Linked DNA regions of Homo sapiens: regions 2 and 3 are each linked to region 1. The links are chromatin contacts, found by Hi-C or POLR2A ChIA-PET in ENCODE. All regions are on one chromosome and are shown on one strand. The core of a region is the stretch at or near the end of the contact, and the rest is flanking DNA. Distances in the headings are between cores, read along the strand shown.

Region 1 (3,539 bases), core at 729-3,228:
TGAAGCTAGGACAAGGCCAGTGACCAAGAGGGGTGGCCAAAGCCCTCTGGTTTGCAGGCGAAGTTCCCAGCAGTTTGCACGTGTCCGCCCCCCCCAGCACTGGCCAGGAAGGGGCCCCACCTCCTCCCACGGCCCTGTCTTTGTCCCCAGCAGGGCTGCCTGCTTACACGGAAAGGCTGCCGTTCTTTCCCTGGAACTGGAATCAGCCCGGGCTATAGGCAAAGAAATTCATTTCTAACTATGCAAGCCCTTTCACTGTCACAAGACCTTGAATGTCAACCTTGGAAGCCCAAGGGCTATTGTCAGGAGCTCCAGCCAAGCCTCAGATTGACACAATTGCACCAGAACCCTGAACAGTCTGGGGGAAAGAAAAAATCCCCTGCTCCTCCTCCCTCGGGGGGAGGCGGCCCCCGCAAGGTAGGCGGTGGCTGCAGGCAGCTGAGGCTGCGCCATTCATGGCTGCAGGACCGAGGCCCCACGCGGAGCGGAGACCAGGCGGCCACAGCCGCTGATTGGGCGTCGCGGCCGGGGGTTCAGCCAATCGGCTGTTTGGGAAGCGGGGCCATTCATGAAAGCGCAGCGGAGAGGAAGCGCGGGGGCGGGGAGCCCGGGTTATCACCGCGCCCCGCCAGCCCCATCACGGCCGCCGTGCCTTCTGCCGGGCCATGCTGCGGCTCGAGCGGCGCTGGCTCCTCGCAGGGAAGACCCCGGCCAGAGGCTGCGGAAGAGGCCAGGCTTTCTGGAAGCGCCTCCCAGGCAGGGCCTGGCAGCCGAACGCCGCTTGCTTCGGTCAACTGTGGCCATGAAGTCATTTTTTTCCCCTGCTGATTGAAATCATCTGTTTTCAGTTCCCTGACAAATTCATTGAGTTCCCTCTGAGGCTGGGGCCCCTCGGCTGCTGAGTCTCAGTCTGTAGCTGCGGCCCAGACCCACACAATTTCATCTTCTTGGATTTACATGGTCTCCGGTTTCCAGAGCCCCAGTGAAAGACGCATTTGTGTGGGAGATGTGGGGTTGGGTTTAGCAGCCCTGGTCCTGGGGAGAATGCTTCTAAGATGGCTATCTGCTGGGCTCTGGGCCCCAAACCCTGGCCCTCGGGTCTGTAAGGTTCCTGGGGCCCCAGATGACGGCATGGCCAAGAACGGCGCAGAATCCTCCACATCAGCTCTCTGAAAAGGGAAATGGCCCAGTGGAATGCTGGCCTCTCCCTGCAGGATGAGCACTCATTTCCTCTTGGGATCTAGCAAGTAGCTTAAAAATACACTCATGCAAAGGGCCCACATAGAGCTATACCTGTGGGGAGGGGAGGGGTCTGCTTTTGCATGTACCTCAGGGAGGTGTGGGGTGGCAGCCTGCTGACAAGGGCCCCGACCCCACCGCCTTGCCTGTGTCCTCCTCTATAAAATGGGCGTAGGAGCACCTAGCCCTTGGTCATGCACGCGCCCAGGAAAATCACAAACGCAGGGGCCCAGCATAGTGCCTGATACGCGGCGAGAGTTTAGTCACCGACGTCGGTTGTTGGTGGTGACGTGAGCAGTGACATAGAGGACAAAAGCGATGCTCAATTCCATTTCCGGGCGCGACACAGCTCCGGCAGGGGGCGCTGGGCTCTGGAGCCCTGGGGACCCCTGCTTCTCACACCACCGTCACCCCCAGCCACATACCTGAGCCACTGGGAGCATGAGCACCAGGGAACTTTTTCTCAATGGAAAGATTTCTTCACAGCAAGTGTTTCGCAAGCCTCTCTGAGGCTGTCAGTAATGAGTCCTTACTTCTTGACTTCCAAGTGTGTTACATAAGCCTAAGAGGTTGGTCAAAACACAACACACACACACACACACACACACACACACAAATGTGGCTGGAGAGAGTGGACGGGCAGGCTCTGCAGCTGTTCAAACTTTCTCGGCCACCTTCCCAGGCCATGAGGACTCCCCACTCATGGGCCTGTCGGAACCGTGCTGGGGAATGTGAGGTATGAGATCCGGGAGAGGAGAGCCCAGTAAGCCAGGGCTGCGGGGGAGACGGAGGGCGGGGCCCGGACACGGGCTTTTCCCAGCGGCCAGCACCCCTCCCGCAGGACCTCGGGTTCCACCCCAGCAGCCTCTGTTTGGTGGGGGGCAGAGAAGGGTGCCCCTGCCTGTGGGCCCCTCACGTTGGCTCTGCAGCACCCACGCAGGAAGAGGGTGCACACAGAGGGACGCGGACACCAAGGCCTGGGGTTGGACAAAATTGTTGCCCGCCACAGCTGGTCCCTCCACAGGCCACATAAGCCAGGGAGTTGGGGGCTGCCCGGCACAAATAGAGGAAGCAGACAGAGGAGCTGGGCGGCCTGGGGCAGCCGGATCCTACCACTCCTCATTTCTGCTCTGGGCTGGACCGGCTTCCCTTTTCTTCTGTTGTTTTAAACGGTTGGTGTTGGGATAGAAAGGCCCATGGGTCTCCTTCTGCCTCTGCGTCCTGGCTTCCACAATGCAGACAAAACTTAAAAATTCTCAGGGGCTTCTCATTTTAGCGTGGGTGGCAGAGGCCTGGAGAAGCCCGAGGTCACTTCAGACCGGCCACCTCCTTGGACCTTCCCTTCCTGACATAAAATGATGACTGTAATGGAGGCTCTGCACTCAGCCCGTGGAGACAGGCCAGAAGCGCTTTGCTACAGTACTAATATAGCGCACGTTTTGCTCATGAGACGGCACTCAGAAGTTCTCGGCATGATTAGAAAGTGTATCGGTCAGAATGCGCTAGGCCATGCTATGGCAACAAACAGGCCCCCAGATCTCAATGGCTGCCAGCAGGATCAGCAAATGGTTTCTGTAAAGAGTGACGTGTACTTTTGTTGTTGCTATTGTTTTTGGAGACACAGTCTCACTCTGTTGCCCAGGCTGGAGTGCAGTGGCGCGATCTCGGTTCACTGCAACATCCACCTCCCAGGTTCAAGCAATTCTCCTGCCTCAGCCTCCCGAGTAGCTGGGATTACAGGTGCCCACCGCCATATCCAGCTAATTTTTGTATTTTTAGTAGAGACAGGGTTTTGCCACGTTGGCCAGGCTGGTCTCCAACTCCTGACCTCAAGTGATCCACCCGCCTCAGCCTCCCAAAGTGCTGACATTACAGTTGTGAGCCACCGTGCCCGGCTACTTTTAATATATATTTTAGGCTTTGCAGGCCATTCAGTCTCTGTCGCAACTCCTCAACTCTGCTATTGTAACACAAAAGCGTGGCAGACAGCACACCAATGAGTGGGCTGCATTCCTATAAAATGATATTGAGAAATTGCCCACAGGCTGGCGTCTGCTGACCGCCAGCTTCAGATAACCAACGTTTGTCTTCTTCTTGTGCCACACATGCAAGGAGTGAGGGCCCGCTCCAGACGTGCTCCAGGGACCCAGGCTGATGGAGGATCGAGTCCCACCCAGACCTCCATCATCATGGAGGCCAGATGCACGAGCTGGTTCTTAAAACTTCTGCTCACAAGTGACTGAGACCTCTTCCACTCACATTTCACTGGTCAATCAAGTCATGCCACCACACCTGATTTC
Region 2 (3,539 bases), core at 603-3,102, 62 kb before region 1:
GTGGCCGGGTGGGCTCCAGCGGAGGCCTCTGCTCCCTGTGTGCCCCATTGAGCACAGACGCCATCTGTCTCTGCCAGCTTCCCGGCGGCTGCAGGGCGTCTGGTCAGCTCCCTGCACACAGGCTGTGGCTTGTTTGCTGCTGAAGCGGCTCCCTTTGGGGTCTCTCTATGTCCTGGCCCAGGCTGTCTGAACTGGGAGAGTCAGAGATGTTTCCACCGGTTGGAGCTGTTTGTTTGTCTTTTCAGAGCCCACAAAGGGGCCCTGGGTGGCTCTGCTTGGAACTTGGGACTATGTGGGGACCAACCTCGGTCAGCTGGGAAGCCAGACCACACTCAGGTCTGCAGACAGGGCCATGGGGTTTGGTCTCTGCCCTGCCCTGGGGCCGGCCTGGAGTGGCCACTCACTGGCAGTGAGGCGTAGGAAGGCTGGACAGCCAGTGGGCACATTCCTGGGGCAACTTCCCAGCCTCGTGACCTCCTTGGCTCTCAAAGCAACCTTCTCAGAGCCAGGGCAACCAGAATGCTCCCTCCAGCAGGATCGGGGCCCCCTGGGAGGAGCAGGGAGGCTTTGCACAGCCAAGCTCACCCCAGTGGCTGGTCGGGCCAGAAGCAGAAGGGCCAGTCAGGATGCCCAATGGTTCTGGCCACTAGTGTGCTCTGGCCTGATGGCATCAAGCTTCAGACCCCAAGGAGAGCCACCCAGCGAGGATCAACTGGTGCCAGGGCCGCAGACACCTGGCTGCCATCTTGGAATCTGGAGCTCGCAAACAACTTCAGGACTTAGTGGCCCCAGCAGCCACAAATGAGAGCCACTGCCCTAGGGGGCAAAAGGGGCTTTGGATTCCTGGCTCGGGACTGCTGTAAATGATCCCCATCCAAAACCACCACCAGACTCACTTGTACCAGGAAGTGTACACAAATGCTGCAGGCCCCTGTGGGTGGTTACACAGACAGCGTGGAGGACCAGGCATGGAACTTTCATTCCAAGTTCCTATAGCCCCAAAGAGTCCAGAACTGGGCTTGGGTCGGGGGGAGCACAGAGCAGACACAACCGTGAGTGGCGCAAAAGGAAGAGTCCATGGGGAGGGGCGGGGCAGGCCGCTGGGCTTGTGGTGACCACAGCAGCCAGAGAATCCTGTCTGGGAGGCAGAGACCCACGTGCCCAGGGCACACAGGAGACGTTCTCAGGGCAGCTCCTTGCTGCCTGCCGAGGGCCAAGGTCACTGTCCGCAGGACGAGGCCTTAGTTGCCGGGCACCTCAAACAGGCCCACCTGCCTGACGGCCCAGGAATCTCAGAGGAGAGCTGCCGTGCTGGGGCCTGAGCACGCTGCAAAGGAGACCACAACAGGAGGATGGAGAGCAGACACGGAGGAGGACAGGCAGGAGACGCCAAAGATGCGTGGCTGGGAATCACACAGGGTCAGGGTTTGTGGTCACATTGCAAGAGGATGAAGGACCACCCAGCACAGGCGTTGTATGTGGCCTGTGTCAAAGCCCCAAGGCTCTGTTTTCAAGCAAGCAGATACTCAGGCCACGCCCGAATCACTGGCTCAGCAGGCCTGACTCCAGCCGTGTTCATCAGTCAGGATAGAGGAAGTCGTGCTGCAGGAACAGAGGATGCCAAATTTCGGCAGCTCCAGACAGCAAAGGCTGATTCCTCACACACACAACGTGTACCCCACACACCTGCAGGGGCCTCCCAGATATGCAGAGGGCAGGGGAGCACGGGGAAATCTTGCAATAAGATACTCTGCTTGGGAAATAACGCGACTCCTCCCCTTGCAACTCATTGGCCAGCTCCAGTCACATGACTCTCCCGCCAGCAGAGGGACCGGAAGTGCGCCTGCCCCAGGCTCGGAGATGAGAGCCAGGCGTCCACGGTGAACAGCACCAGAAAGCACCACGGTTTAAGGGCCTGGCCTTTGGGGCAAGTGGACCTGGGCTTGAATCGCAACCCTGGCACTGATAGCTGGATGACCCTGACAAGCTGTATCTCCCTTGAACTTCGCGTTCCTTCGCTGGGGTATGAAGACACAGCTTGTCAAGATCATCCAGCTATCAGAGCCAGGGTTGGGATTCAAGCCCAGGTCCACTCGCCCCAAAGGCCGCCCGTGAGTTGCTGTGAGGACTGAACAGGAAATGGGCGGAAATGGTTCAGCACAGTGAGTGCTCAGTGATGCGGTTGTCATTGATAATCCATCTGGAAGGGATTGCTTGTCAGTTTCAGGAGACTCAGAGACCACTCCCTCCTCCAGGAAGTCTTCCAGGCTTTAAGTCTTGGGTGGGAACTCAAACTGTGGGTGAGTTGAATTGGATTTTCCTTTCCACAAGGTGTCTGTCCCCCTGTGACTCTCACTGCCTGTCTCTCATCATGGGCAGGGACTAGGCTGAATTCCTCTCTGCATCCTAGGACTCTGCTCAGACCCTGTCACAAAGTCGGTTTTGGGAGCTGTTAGATAAATGAATGAATGAATGTTTTGAGGACTCAGCACTGAGCATTCCTGGACACGATACCATTGTTCTGAGAGCCAGAGGTTGTCTTGGGCTCCCCTTCCTGGGGGCCAGTGCTTCATTCACCACCCAAATCCTTGCCACAGTCCCTCCCTCTCCTAGGACTGGGGAGCATGTGGCCACAGCCACCCATCGTTAGCTGGGTTCTATCAGCTCCACCACATCATAAGTTGGATGTGCCTGGCAAGACTGCATCATAAGAGAGGATGGCCACCTGAGATGGAACACCAGGAGGACTAGCAGGCATGAGCAGGTGTCCTTGAACCCTGCCTCATTCACCATTGCGGCTCCAGTGTCCCTCAGCTCACATCTAGGGACACATGTAAACTCGGTAGGGCCAGACGCCAGAGAAGAAAAAGCTGGAGCATGGCTTATGGATGGTGAGCACAACCTGAGGTGGATAGCTGCTGAACCACAGCTTCGCTCAGTGATGACCTTGAAAGAAACACAAATACTTCTGATGGGCAGAGCTTCAGGCAATGCACCTGGCCCTCCGCTGTGTGTGGGAAGAGGAGCAGCCTGAGGTCAAAACACCGGGGCTGAGAGGCAGCAGTGAATGGCTTGGCCAGCTCATCAGGGGCCCGGAAGGAGAAAGATGAGGGACAAGAGGCCTGGAGCAGAGGTTGATGGATGGGCGTACAGGAGTGGGAATTAAAGAGGAAGGTCTTTGCGCTCCTTCCAGGAAGCATCTGCCACCAAACAGGCACTGAACAATCAGGTAGGCAAGGTGGTCCAACCAGCTGTCATCAGTCAGTCTCACTGGCCATGCCAGGGCCGGCACCATGGATCACTGGAGAGGGTAGCCGAGATGGCAAGGATGGGCCCTCACTTACTAAGGCTGACCTAGCTACTGTCTGCTGAATGTCCCCTGTAAAGCCCCTCCCTTGAGGCCAGCTGGCTGCTTGGCCAGTTGGCTATATTCAACTCTTGAAAGATCGGAGATTCATCTGGACTAAAGTGGACACAAACTTCAGGTCAGAGTTTGTCTTTTCTGTCCCAGCCCCCCAGCGGCACCATCCTTTTGGCTT
Region 3 (3,539 bases), core at 702-3,201, 52 kb after region 1:
CTTGTGGGCACAATTGGCCACAGCAGCCGCTGCACTCCTGGAAGAGCTGCATGAGGAGTAGGTGGCTTCCCCAGAGTCCCCACCTCCAGCAGGAAAGCATGGACAGGAACCAGAGGGGCTGGAACCTCTGGAGACCTGGTAGGGAAAGGCCACCCAACCCCCCGGTGCTTCTAGGAAGATTTTTCAATGTATGATTCTGACCAGTGGGAAGTTGCCACAAAGCCCTGGGGCTGGAAGAAGCCATGCACCAGGATAGCAGGTCTTAAGTGAGGAGGGCAAGGACAAAGATGAATCAGGACACCCACCCAGAGCCCGGAAGGTGGAAGAAGCTGCCCTCACCTCACCAGCCCCTGCTAGATACTCACACACTCACACACATGGGTGTGCAGGTGCACACACGCATGCACACACACACACACACACACACAGGGGCTGCTGGGAAGTGAGTGGGTCCCTGCTCCCTGTGGAATATGTGAAGCCACTTGGGGCCAGCTGGGCTTTGCCACATCATTCCCGCCTGTGAAAGAGGCCTCTGAGGTTCTGGTGCCACCTGGATAATTCAAAGCCCATCCAGCCTGGGGTTGTCCCCCTACCAGGATCTTCCCCAGGGCTTTGGAGGCCTCACCCTTCCTGGCCTCCAGGGGCTCCATTCATGTCCAGCATAAACACATGGCCGGGAGGGGAGGCTGGCTTTGCTGATCCCAGGGCCCAGACGTTCACAACTGGGAACTTGAAGGGTGTGGGGCCGAGTCCCAGCTCCTACACCTCTGTCCTCACCTCTGCACCAGGCCTGAGATCCCTGGTCCTAAGTACCTCCTGGGGATGATGTGAGCTCCGGGAAGAAAAGAGGAGGCAGGGCTTGATGACAGGAGCTCCTGGGGCAGGTGGGGCAGCTGGGATGACCGTGCTGGTGGCAGACTTTGAGGGGCACGGGATGCCTTGCTCTCCTCCACCCGCAGGGCTTTAACAATATGCAGCAAGCTCAGCTGGGTTTGGGAGGCCATGACAGCCCAAGCCCCCTGCAGCAACAGTGAATGTTTCTCCTGACCAAGATTGGCTGGGAAGAGACAGCAGCGTGCCATCGGGTGAAGAAGGTGGGTTGTGCAGAAAATTTCAGCTACAAGCGACAGAACACCAATTTAAACTGGTTACAGCCAAAAGGAGAGGGTTAATTGATGTAGAAGAGCTTCAGGCATAGCTGGTTCCAGGAGTCTGTCATCGGAACTTGGGGTCTCCATCCCTCCTTCTCTAGCTCTGCTTTCCCGTGTTGGTATCACTCACAGGCAGACTCGTCCTTCTGTCTTTTCCTTCTAGTCCAAGACGGGCATGGCGCCAGAGCCATCCTTGTCCCGGGTGGCCACCTCGCCAGCTGCAGAACCAACTTCCGGCAGCATTATCCGTGCTTTCCTGAGTTGACGAGCACCATGCACTCAGGGGAGCTCTACCTTGCTTTGAGGGTGGTTTGGATGTTCTCTCTTCCCTCTCTTTTCTTTCTGCCCCCAACAGAGAGACAGTTGTGGGGACAACTGAAGGGGCTTGGTACTGGCATCTGGAGGGCAGAGGCCAGAGATGCTGCTAAATACCCTACAGGGCCCAGGACAGTCCCCACAGCAGAGAATTATCCGGCCGCATTGCAGGATAGAGAAATCCTGGGACAAGTGGCTGTGGACGTCCAGGTGTGGTCATTCCTCCAGCCACAGCAGGCTTTCAGAAGTTGTCCTGAGACTGCAATGCAGGGGGGCACTGTACTCAGGAGCAGGGTGGTCCCCACCTGGGCTGAGGACAGATCTTTGGGAGGCAGCAGTGGCCTGAGCCCTGGACCAGGATGCAGGGGTCCCGGCTCTCGTTCTCCCTCATTCCCCCACTGCTCAAATGTGTCACTCCTGCCTTGCCACCCCCATTTACTTGTCTGAGGCAGGAGCTGATCTAGGAGCTGGGGAACCACTCACAGGTCTTGGGCAAAGGTCAGTGCCTGCATAGACTTGGCCAGCACAGTGTGCTTGAGCCCACCATCTCAGCCTCCTCACCACGGGGATTGTGCGGCCAGGGAAGTGCTGGCTTGCTTCCAGGTTGGTTTGGGTGTTTTCTATTTCCTCTCTTCTCGTGGCGCCCACCCGCCCCCCCGCCCCGCCCTGCCCCAGGTTCCCATTGAAATGCCGGCCAAAAGGACAGCTACACAGGCAGTTCCAGACCGCAGCCTTCCAGGGCCCTGCTCTGAGCAGCTGCCTGAGAGTCCCAGGCCGGGCGTACATTGTTCCATTTTTGGAATTCTTCGGGAGTGAGAGCAGCCTCGGCTGTCAACAGTGCTCTGTTCACAGAGGCCGGCCCGGCAAAGGAGAGAGGGCGAGCTATTGTCCAGGGCTGGGCTGCGGGCTGCAGGAATGTGCTGGAATGCCGGCCCGCATGGCACAGTCCCAGAGCGGGGCCTTTGTGTGCAAACACCACCGGGCAGCAGGGCCATCACATAAATAACGATGACCTCACCCCCAGATATCAGGCTCTGTGGTGGGATGGGGTGGGGGCGGGGGCCGGCCCCCAGAAAGGAGACCACAGGGGAGGCGCACCCTTCCCCACACACAGGGCACTGCAGCAGCCTCTGTGCAGGAACGCCAGCCAGAGTGGGGTTGGGGTGGATGTCTGCCCCTGGAAGCAGGCTGCATTTACTGTCTGGGGCCAATTGATACCCCTCAGTGCCTGAGACCTGGGCATCAGGACTCAGAGCCTCAACTCCAAAGGGTCCTGATGAAAATGCTGGTATAGGTATAGGCAGTTCAGGTCCAGGTGCAGAGGTGCAGGTATGGGCATGTGCAAGTTGCAGGTATAGGCGGAGGGGTGCAGGTATAGGCAGAGGGGTGCAGGTATAGGTGGAGGGGTGGAGGTATAGGTGGAGGACTGCAGGTATAGGTGGAGGGGTGTGGGTATAGGTGGAGGGGTGCAAGTGTAGGTGGAGGGGTGCAGGTATAGGCGGAGGGGTGCATGTGTAGGTGGAGGGGTGCAGGTATAGGTGAAGGGGTGCAGGTATAGGTGAAGGGGTGCAGGTATAGGTGGAGGGGTGCAGGTATAGGTGGAGGGGTGCAGGTATAGGTGGAGGGGTGCATGTATAGGTGGAGGGGTGCAGGTATAGGTGAAGGGGTGCAGGTACAGGTGGAGGGGTGCAGGTATAGGCGGAGGGGTGTAGGTATAGGTGGAGGACTGCAGGTATAGGCGGAGGGGTGTGGGTATAGGTGGAGGGGTGCAAGTGTAGGTGGAGAGGTGCAGGTATAGGCGGAGGGGTGCATGTGTAGGTGGAAGGGTGCAGGTATAGGTGAAGGGTTGCAGGTATAGGTGAAGGGGTGCAGGTATAGGCAGAGGGGTGCAGGTATAGGTGGAGGGGTGCAGGTATAGGTGGAGGACTGCAGGTATAGGCGGATGGGTGTGGGTATAGGTGGAGGGGTGCAAGTGTAGGTGGAGAGGTGCAGGTATAGGTGGAGGGGTGCATGTGTAGGTGGAGGGGTGCAGGTGTAGGTGGAGGGGTGCAGGTATAAGTGAAGGGGTGCAGG

The links. Hi-C counts contacts between places; a loop is a spot of excess contacts on that map. ChIA-PET counts read pairs that join two places held with the same protein, here RNA polymerase II (POLR2A). Pooled maps may share reads with other maps.
Region 2: a map of PC-9 shows a loop between it and region 1 (8-fold over the local background). The contact joins the enhancer-like site here to the promoter of LINC02952 in region 1. A Hi-C loop is called at or near these places in 6 of 168 maps with a recorded cell type or tissue (CD4-positive, alpha-beta T cell, Caco-2, K562 and 2 more), 1 of 37 single-sample maps with no recorded cell type and 7 of 50 pooled maps. POLR2A ChIA-PET finds 5 or more read pairs at or near these places in 5 of 52 experiments (Caco-2, GM12878, K562 and 2 more).
Region 3: a map of ascending aorta shows a loop between it and region 1 (5-fold over the local background). The contact joins the enhancer-like site here to the promoter of LINC02952 in region 1. A Hi-C loop is called at or near these places in 16 of 168 maps with a recorded cell type or tissue (Caco-2, IMR-90, PC-9 and 11 more) and 15 of 50 pooled maps. POLR2A ChIA-PET finds 5 or more read pairs at or near these places in 8 of 52 experiments (A549, A673, AG04449 and 5 more).

What each region holds. Positions count from the first base shown.
Region 1 is chr11:69,442,988-69,446,526 of GRCh38, forward strand. LINC02952 (long intergenic non-protein coding RNA 2952) reads right to left here and starts at 1,979. Exons shown (of 2, transcript NR_186235.1): 1 at 1,665-1,979. LOC124902703 (a long non-coding RNA gene) reads left to right here and starts at 1,836. Exons shown (of 2, transcript XR_007062759.1): 1 at 1,836-1,975; 2 at 3,352-3,539. RefSeq lists a silencer at 583-672.
Region 2 is chr11:69,380,684-69,384,222 of GRCh38, forward strand. No RefSeq gene overlaps it. Among named protein-coding and RNA genes, the nearest start is that of LINC02953, 43 kb to the right of the region's middle. Within about 2 kb of position 1,853, at least 7 of the 41 ENCODE cell types and tissues checked have a DNase peak (open chromatin) inside an H3K27ac peak, as active enhancers do; they include PC-9, where a contact is called at or near this core.
Region 3 is chr11:69,495,065-69,498,603 of GRCh38, forward strand. No RefSeq gene overlaps it. Among named protein-coding and RNA genes, the nearest start is that of LINC01488, 15 kb to the left of the region's middle. RefSeq lists enhancers at 1-2,702, 653-1,195, 1,375-2,190, 2,191-3,004. Within about 2 kb of position 1,952, at least 16 of the 41 ENCODE cell types and tissues checked have a DNase peak (open chromatin) inside an H3K27ac peak, as active enhancers do; they include IMR-90, ascending aorta and heart right ventricle, where a contact is called at or near this core.